3 separate regions of the Homo sapiens genome follow, and regions 2 and 3 are each linked to region 1. Evidence: chromatin loops called from intact Hi-C (ENCODE). Cell type or tissue: PC-9. All regions are shown on one strand. Region 1 has its middle 62 kb from the start of TRIM2. Region 2 holds the start of LOC105377496 (a long non-coding RNA gene). Region 3 overlaps TRIM2 (tripartite motif containing 2).

Region 1 (2,500 bases):
CCCTCCCTCCCTCCCTTCATTCCTTCCTTCCTACCTTCCCTCCCTCCCTCCCTCCCTCCTCCCTTCCCTTCCCTTCCCTTTCTTTCTTTTTTTTTTTTGCTTTAACAGAGTCTTGCTCTGTAGTCCACACTGGAGCGCAGTGATACATCTCAGCTCACTGAAACCTCTGCCTCCTGGGTTCAAGTGATTCTTCTGCCTCAGCCTCCAGAGTAGCTGGGATTACAGGCATGTGCTACCATGCCCGGCTAATATGTATTTTTAGTAGAGACAGGGTTTTGCCATGTTGGCCAGGCTAGTCTCGGAATCCTGACCTCAGGTGATCCACCCGCCTTGGCCTCCCAAAGTGCCGGGATTACAGGCATGAACCACCATGCCCAGCCTCTTTCTTTCTATTTCAAAAAAAAAATTGTTGACAATATATTAGACCCATGCTATGTGCTTTTGTGCTTCAAGAATGAGAAGGGGCAACATTTTAAGAGAAAGCATGAGACAAGTGCACAGGGAAAACAATGGAGCCCTGTGCACAGGTGTGCAGCCAGCAGCTGCCAGGCAGCCACAGAAATGAAGAGGAGGTGGAAGGGCTCTAGGCTTCTCCAAAGGAGCTGCCTGCTTTGGTCTGCGAAAGGGAGATTTCCGACTGAGGGTGCCCAAGATTTTAACTGATGGGTGGGAAAGCAAAGTGTGAATCTCCAAACCCACAACTTTCCCACTTCTGCAAGGAGTTCTCTCCTCCTCTGTGTCAGCCCTGAGAGACAAAGAGTGGCAGGAATTTCAGGGCAGGTGGAGGGTGGTTCATTTACAGAAAAGAGCTTTCATGATCTCCGGTTGGATTAGGGTAAGGTAGTAATGAATGACTGTTGTTTGGATGAAATACTGGAATGATTTCAACTGTGGTAGACAGGTTTGACTTGAGAAGAGTATGGAGAACTGGTTAAGAACAGACTTGGCCAGCCATGGTGGCTCACGCCTGTAATCCCAGCACTTTGGGAGGCCGAGGCAGGCAGATCACTTGAGTTCAGGAGTTCAAGACCAGCCTGGGCAACATGGCGAAACCCCGTCTCTACTAAAAACACAAAAATTAGCCGGGTGTGTTGACACACACCTGTAATCCCCACTACTCAGTGACTGAGGCACGAGAATTGCTTGAACCTGGGATGCGGAGGTTGCAGTGAGCTGAGATGGCGCCACTGCACTCTAGCCTGGGCAACAGAGGAAGACCTTGTCTCAAAAAATAAATAAATAAAATAAATAAATAAATAAATAAATAAATAAAAATTTTTTAAAAAAATTACAAATGAAAGTGATTTGCACAAAATACAAAAGGAAATTGAAACCAGGCTGGCCTATAAGAGAAAGGTAGTTTATTGACTTAATGGTAACTAAAACTCTAAAGGTAATAATTTCAGGTGACATTTGATCCAGCAGCTCAAAAAATGTCACCAACAGCCTGCCTTCTGTCCTCAATCTGCTTTATATGGTGTTGGCTTTATCCACAGATTCCACAAGGTGGCCCCAGAGGCTGCTCCAGGATCTCGATTACTGGAAAAAGGCTGTAGCTGCTCCAAAATTCACCATTCGGGTAAAAAGGGTGGTCTCTTTTTCAGAGCTACTATAAAATAGGTTTATTCTTCCCAAAAGCCCCGGCAAATGTCCTCCTGGCTTGTTGCCTCTGATTTGGTAGTGCCAGTCTCCAAACCAGTCCATTTGGCTTGGGGCCATGGTGGGTGTGCCCATTGGTTTAAGCCAGCCAGAAACCACTCCAGGCACTTGGGGAGGGTTCAGTCCCACTCAAGCCAAATTCACTCTTGAAATCTGTGTTCTTGTATCCAGGAGAGAATATAGATGCAGGGTATCAAATAGCCAATGTGTACTACATTACATTTTAAGAGAAGCCACCAAATTTATACAATTTGTGCTTACAGATTTCTATACAAAGACAAGAGAAATGCCTGATTCTTGTGTGTGTGTTTTGTTGTTGTTATTTTTTGTTTTGTTTTTTTCCTGTTGATCGATCACAATAACCAGGAAGGATTTTGGCATTTGGCATTTTTGCACCTTGGTTCTGACCTGGAAAGGAGGAGGGTGTGGCATTTATAGATAAGTAACTGAAGACCAAGGTCAAATGAATGGATGATGTAATTCATTCCCTAAACAGAGAAACGTCTGGTGCCTTCCTGGCCTCAGTCCTCTCCGAAGGGGCTGTTGGCTCCAGCCCAAAGGCCTCTGCATTCTTTGGCTTCCATTGATTTCTCACCTGATTCCAATCACATTGCCCTCTGACTAATACTATGTTTTAATGCTTAGACGAATTATGTATGCATTAAAAGGAAAACCTTGGATTTAAGCCTTGAGGTGAAATAGGATGCTTAGTCTGTGGTAACAAAAGAAGACTGGAAATGGAAGGAGATCAGCGAGGTCAGACACAGCAGCCCACAGACGCAGCCCTTGGCTGCTGAATGTCCTCCATCTCAGCCCATATGGTGACACTCTTGAGTGCACA
Region 2 (2,500 bases), 110 kb after region 1:
ATACTTTTAATAGAGACAGGGTTTCACCATGTTGGCCAGGCTAGTCTTGAACTCCTGAGCTCAGGTGATCCACCTGTCTCAGCCTCCCAAAGTGCTGAGATTACAGGCGTGAGCCACCGCACCCGGCCTAGATCAGGTTCTTTACATAGACTAAACAAACCATTTCCTTCTCCTAACAACGCTATGTAGTCAGTACCCTTGTCATCCCCCGTACACTTGAGGTAATTGAGGAATACAGGTTAAATTACTTACCCAGGGTTATACAACTTGTAAGTGGCAGAGCCAGGATCCAAACCCATTCTTGGCTCTAGAGCCCATCCTCTTCTCCACTACCGCACCTGAGACTTACTGTGTGTTAGGCATGGGGCTGACAGTGACACACTGGATCATTTAATCATCACAATGGCATTAGGAGGTAGCATTTTACAAACGAGCTAACAGACAGGCAAGGAGCAACCTGCAGATAAAGCAAATCCAGATATGTCTCCAGAGCCCGTGCCTTAATCGCAGATGCATTCTGACTTTCATCATAGGATTCTAATCGTGGATGAAAGTGACCCTGAGTTGTAGTGCCAGGCAGGTTGCTTAGGAAAATACTCTTCTGGTAACATGTTGGAGGGGCAGCCTTCTGAGGATGGTGTCAGATTCCCCTGTCCTCTGATTAGCTCCCTCTGCCAAGGTGCCCAGGCTCCTACTTCAGTGTCACCTCCAGGTTTCAAAGCATGGAAACCCAAGCATGTTACTCGGAGAAAGTCCCACCCCCAGCATGGGCGCATCGGCTTAGAACCCTCCAGGGTTAGCAGGCAAAGAGCTGTGGACCCCGGACACGGGAAAAGGCCACAGTCGGGAGAACTCCTGTTGCTGGAGGGCCAGGCGGGGGCGATCCCCAGGGCTCCCAGCTTTTAATGCTGTCACCGCGGGCCTTACTCCCTCCTCTTCCCCACATCGCCACCACTTGAATCAGTTCTTTTACAAAGTGGTTCTATTTCCTGGTGAGACAAAAAGGTTAGAAAAGGAAACCTAGAGGGGGTGGGGGAAAGACAGAGGTTCGGAATACCGGCGCGCAATCGCCATCTGGGTGGAGGGGACCCGCCTTCTTTTCTTCCGCCTGAGCGCAGCTCGGCTCCCGCCTCGGGGCGGGGCCTGTTGCTATGGAGCCCGGGCCCCGGCAGAGCCTGCGGGGTGAAAGCCCCTAGGGCTCCGCCTGGCATGCGTGGCCGGGGCTGTCTGAGATTTCCCCAGGTCGGTGGTTATGACCGCAGGATGGAATCGTAGAGGTCGGGTGATTTGGTCAGTAGAGAGGAACATTTGCGAGGTTCTCTCTGAATTACATGTTGGTCTAAAAGTAATCCACTATCTGGGACCGAGAGGAAAGCATGTGTGGAAGAGGCAGGCATTATTAGCAGCGCGTCCGCCTCGGCCACCTCCCTGCTCCCGCCTCGGCCACCTCCCTGCTCCCGCCCCGGCCCTGGGGGCCTCTGTTCAGCCTCCACCAGCTCAGTCGCCCACGGAGACTCCCGAACTCTTAAATCCCAGCCCTGTAGTCAAAACCACTGCATTAATTAAACAAGGTAAACTGGTGAGGCAAGCAGGAACTTGACACCGCCTTGAATTTAATTGTTAAAATGAGAAGTGTGGTAATGGAGCTCTGCTTAAGAGAAAAACAATACTTGATACCGATGTGCACATCGATGTGGACACGGATGCAATCAGGAACCCATAGTTAGCACCGGGAGATTACATTCCGGGTATACTCAAGATAGATAGAGTCAACTTTGAATTCTCGAGGCCAAGCAATGGGCGAAACAAAAGAGCTTTGTGTTTGCGTGCTTTTGCTTTTTGTTACAGTCAGAGCAGGACAAAGAATAATGAAGGAGTAGACATGTTATTACTTGGGCATTTAATAATCAGTGCATGGCAGAGCCTTGTGTTTTGCTTGTCTTTTTTTTTTTCTTTTCTTTTCTTTTTTAAAGACAGGGCCTCACTCTGTCACCCAGACTGGAGTACAGAGGCCCCATCTCAGCTTACTACAACCTCAGCTTCTTGGGTTCAAGTGATTCTCCTGCCTCAGCCTCCCAAGTAGCTGGGACTACAGGCACGCGCCACCATGCCTGGCTAATTTATGTATTTTTAGTAGTGACGGGGTTTTGCCATGTTGACCAGGCTGGTCTCGAGCGCCTGATCTCAAGGGATCTGCCCACCTTGGCCTCCAAAAGTGCTGGGATTACAGGCGTGAGCCACCACACCAGGCCTACTTCAGTCTTTTCTACAAAACTACAGAACTCCCTATCAAGAGTAATGCTAGAGAAGGAATATTAATGGGATGGTTTGTTAGTACCTAGAAAAAAAAGCATCCTGAGTTCCATAAGAATAAATGATACCAGACCAACCAAAATTCCTCCTTGGATAGGGTTGCTGGGCATGAATTTATGTCCAATATGAGTCAATATGAGAAAAGTGCCAGGACCTCAGAGGTAATTAATAGAAGGATAGAGCCTGG
Region 3 (2,500 bases), 81 kb after region 1:
CCAGGCCCGAGGGGTGAGGCCCAGGCCACTCCGGAGCGCGCGCTGTTCCCGCGAAGCGAGTCGCCGTCTCGTAGTAAGTCGTGGCTCGGGCTGTGCCCTGGGAACCCTCCCGCCCGGGCAAGGTCCGGTGGCCGGAGCGTGCGGGAAGCCTGCCCAGAGTCCATTTCCGGACGGGCGCTGCGGGGCTGGCAGCCGGCCTGGAGCGGGTGCAGTGGGTCGGCGCGGCGCAGAGCTGTCAGCAACAGGGCCGCTGAGCAGCAGAACCTGGACGCCGCGCGGCTCCCAGGCCCTGCCCGCGGAGCTCTCCCGGGAGTCGCGGACCTCTGCCGTCCTCAGTCACCCGCGTCATGCAGGATAGCTTTCAAAGTCATTTTGCAGAGAAAAAAAGATACTGAGCAATCTGAAAGCAGGACTGTAGTAATTTTGAAAAGATCGGCTTCCTCTTTTTCTTTAAAAACATGTTTGGTCATTTTCCTAAAACTACTTTCCTTCCTTTAGCCTCCTCTTTTATTCTTTGCCCCAGCTCGTACTACAGTTCGGGCTTATTAGAGCAGGGAGATGGTGACTTTTGAGGGTTTGCAGGGCTCTTTCTGGTTGGTGTATGTATTCTGAAAATACTTGCCCGGTGTTGAAAGCTGCATGCCGCTGACAAAGTAGATAAAAAGCTGGGAGTGTGGAGGACGGTTCGTCTCACTAAATGCCTGTCAGATCCAAAGCATTCTGTGAACCCCAAATTCGTTCCGACCTGTAATCCAACCCCATGGAGCAACTGATGCCTTCCACCAGGCCCCTTTGCTTTCCCGGGAAATCACCAGCTTTAATTTATGGAACAGAGACAGCTTTAGATTCAAAGACTTTTAAAGAGTTAATTTTAGAGCACTTAGAATTCCAGCCATCCAAAGATTAGGCTAGCCCCTTAGGGTGTGAGGGGTTGTTCTTGCAGCAGTATGCACATCTATGCCTTTTTTCATTGTTTTCTTCTAAAAATGGAGATTAAATTTTACATCAATATTTTTAGAATGTAGTTAAGAGTTGTTGCCTGACAACTTGTATTGAGGGTTCCTTTCCCAGGGGGTGGGAGGAGGTATTGTGCTGGGTCCACTGCTTCCCAGCTCCACGTGACCTTTCCTCTCAAATTTCCACTTGATTTCATCTTTGGCAGAACTGGTACCTGCCCTTCAGCTCCAAGAAACAAAAGAGCAGGGGTGAGTCAGAAGGCTTTGACTACCTCACCCTTAACTAGAGATAGAAAGTACTTGATTAAATTCTTTGTGATACACATTGCATTTCCTTCCCTTTCCAACTTAGGTTCATATAACAATGAAGGATCAATTAAAATGAACTCCACCTCCCTTCTCCCTTAGGGTAAATATGGATTCCCTTAGGGCTGAGTTGGGCAGGGCCATCTACACTAATGAAAAGTCTTCTAGGTGAGGTAATCTGGCCTGTTCTGGGCTAGGTACAGAACACCACATCCCATTTGCCCTCATTAACTCATTCTTTTAACTCATTCTTTTCCTGGCAGCCTCCCTTTTCTTTCTATCCTTTTCTGTATAATCCCATTTAGCTACCCACCATAACTCTACTTTGGATCATGGAATCTAGGATACCATCACTGACAAGGTTTGTTTAGATGACTGTCTCTTATCAGTATTCCCTGAGAACATTTTTCCAATTCCTGCCTTTATTTTCCTGGAAAATTCTATGTCGATTAAATCCTCCACTAGAAATTCCATTGTATCTGTCAAAAATAAGCATCACACTCACATCTTGAATATTTTTCTTGCATCATCATTTTAATGCTGACTTGCACAGCTTCCTGATTTCTACTTCAAATTTAAATACAAATGGAAGGAAGTTGTTATAAGACACTAAATATAAATGGGTTAGATAGTCTCAGTGAGAATTAACATCTTATTCTCTGACCTTTTCTTTAGTCTGTCCTTGGGTTGAATTCTATCCTTTCAATTTCTGACCATTGACTACTCTAGAAAGAGGTTGGATAGTTATTTTGTGTGTCAGGAATGATCTGTTTACTTGGCCTTTTCTGAGCAGCAGTTACTCACTACCTCTCCTAGTGCTGATTGGTAAGAATTTGGCCTATTCAATGATGATAACTCAACGGGGTAATATAGCAAGGCCCTAGGAAGCTTTGAAAATGACATCTTGAAGCCCTGAAATCCTGGTGCAATAACATTATCAGAACTTTCTCCTTCTTTCACCACTCCATGAAAAATGACACTGCTTGGTTTATATCAAATATGTCTTAGATTATAAATTCCCAAAGACAGCTTTAGCTTGATTTGTACAGGTACTAAAAGTTTATGCTGGCGGGTCAGCACCTGGCAAATGCTTTTGATGCTGCTACTAATGATGAAGACAGGAACAATGATGGTTTTCCTTTTTGGTTTCTTGAGAAAAGACTTCCTGCTTAGAATGTCTGTTTGAGAGGCTATTCTGTGAATGTTATCTTAAAAGGCTTGAGGCAAAGGCTGGCATA

Evidence for each region. A loop is a pair of places that touch in the nucleus more often than their neighbours do. Peaks named below come from ENCODE experiments on the same cell type or tissue, not always from the same donor. Only the 100,000 strongest peaks of a DNase experiment are listed, where the experiment ranks them.
Region 2: a loop joins it to region 1, with 7 times the contacts of the local background. A loop is called at or near these places in 13 of 110 quality-filtered maps.
Region 3: it touches region 1 in a loop (4-fold over the local background); 21 of 110 quality-filtered maps call a loop at or near these places.

What each region holds. Positions count from the first base shown.
Region 1 is chr4:153,141,623-153,144,122 of GRCh38, forward strand. No RefSeq gene overlaps it. Among named protein-coding and RNA genes, the nearest start is that of TRIM2, 62 kb to the right of the region's middle. In PC-9, CTCF peaks have their summits at 1,536 (motif pointing right) and 1,735; DNase peaks (open chromatin) are centred at 1,509, 1,729 and 2,269; H3K4me3 peaks cover 935 bases; H3K27ac peaks cover 1,017 bases.
Region 2 is chr4:153,248,168-153,250,667 of GRCh38, forward strand. The region is part of intron 1 of TRIM2 (tripartite motif containing 2); the gene reads left to right. LOC105377496 (a long non-coding RNA gene) reads right to left here and starts at 372. Exons shown (of 3, transcript XR_939360.4): 1 at 253-372. RefSeq lists an enhancer at 1,515-1,564. In PC-9, no CTCF peak of the experiment used is centred here; DNase peaks (open chromatin) are centred at 1,044 and 1,624; H3K4me3 peaks cover 2,054 bases; H3K27ac peaks cover 1,717 bases.
Region 3 is chr4:153,222,967-153,225,466 of GRCh38, forward strand. The region is part of intron 1 of TRIM2 (tripartite motif containing 2); the gene reads left to right. Among named protein-coding and RNA genes, the nearest start is that of TRIM2, 20 kb to the left of the region's middle. RefSeq lists a silencer at 1-147. In PC-9, no CTCF peak of the experiment used is centred here; a DNase peak (open chromatin) is centred at 1,205; H3K4me3 peaks cover 727 bases; H3K27ac peaks cover 2,207 bases.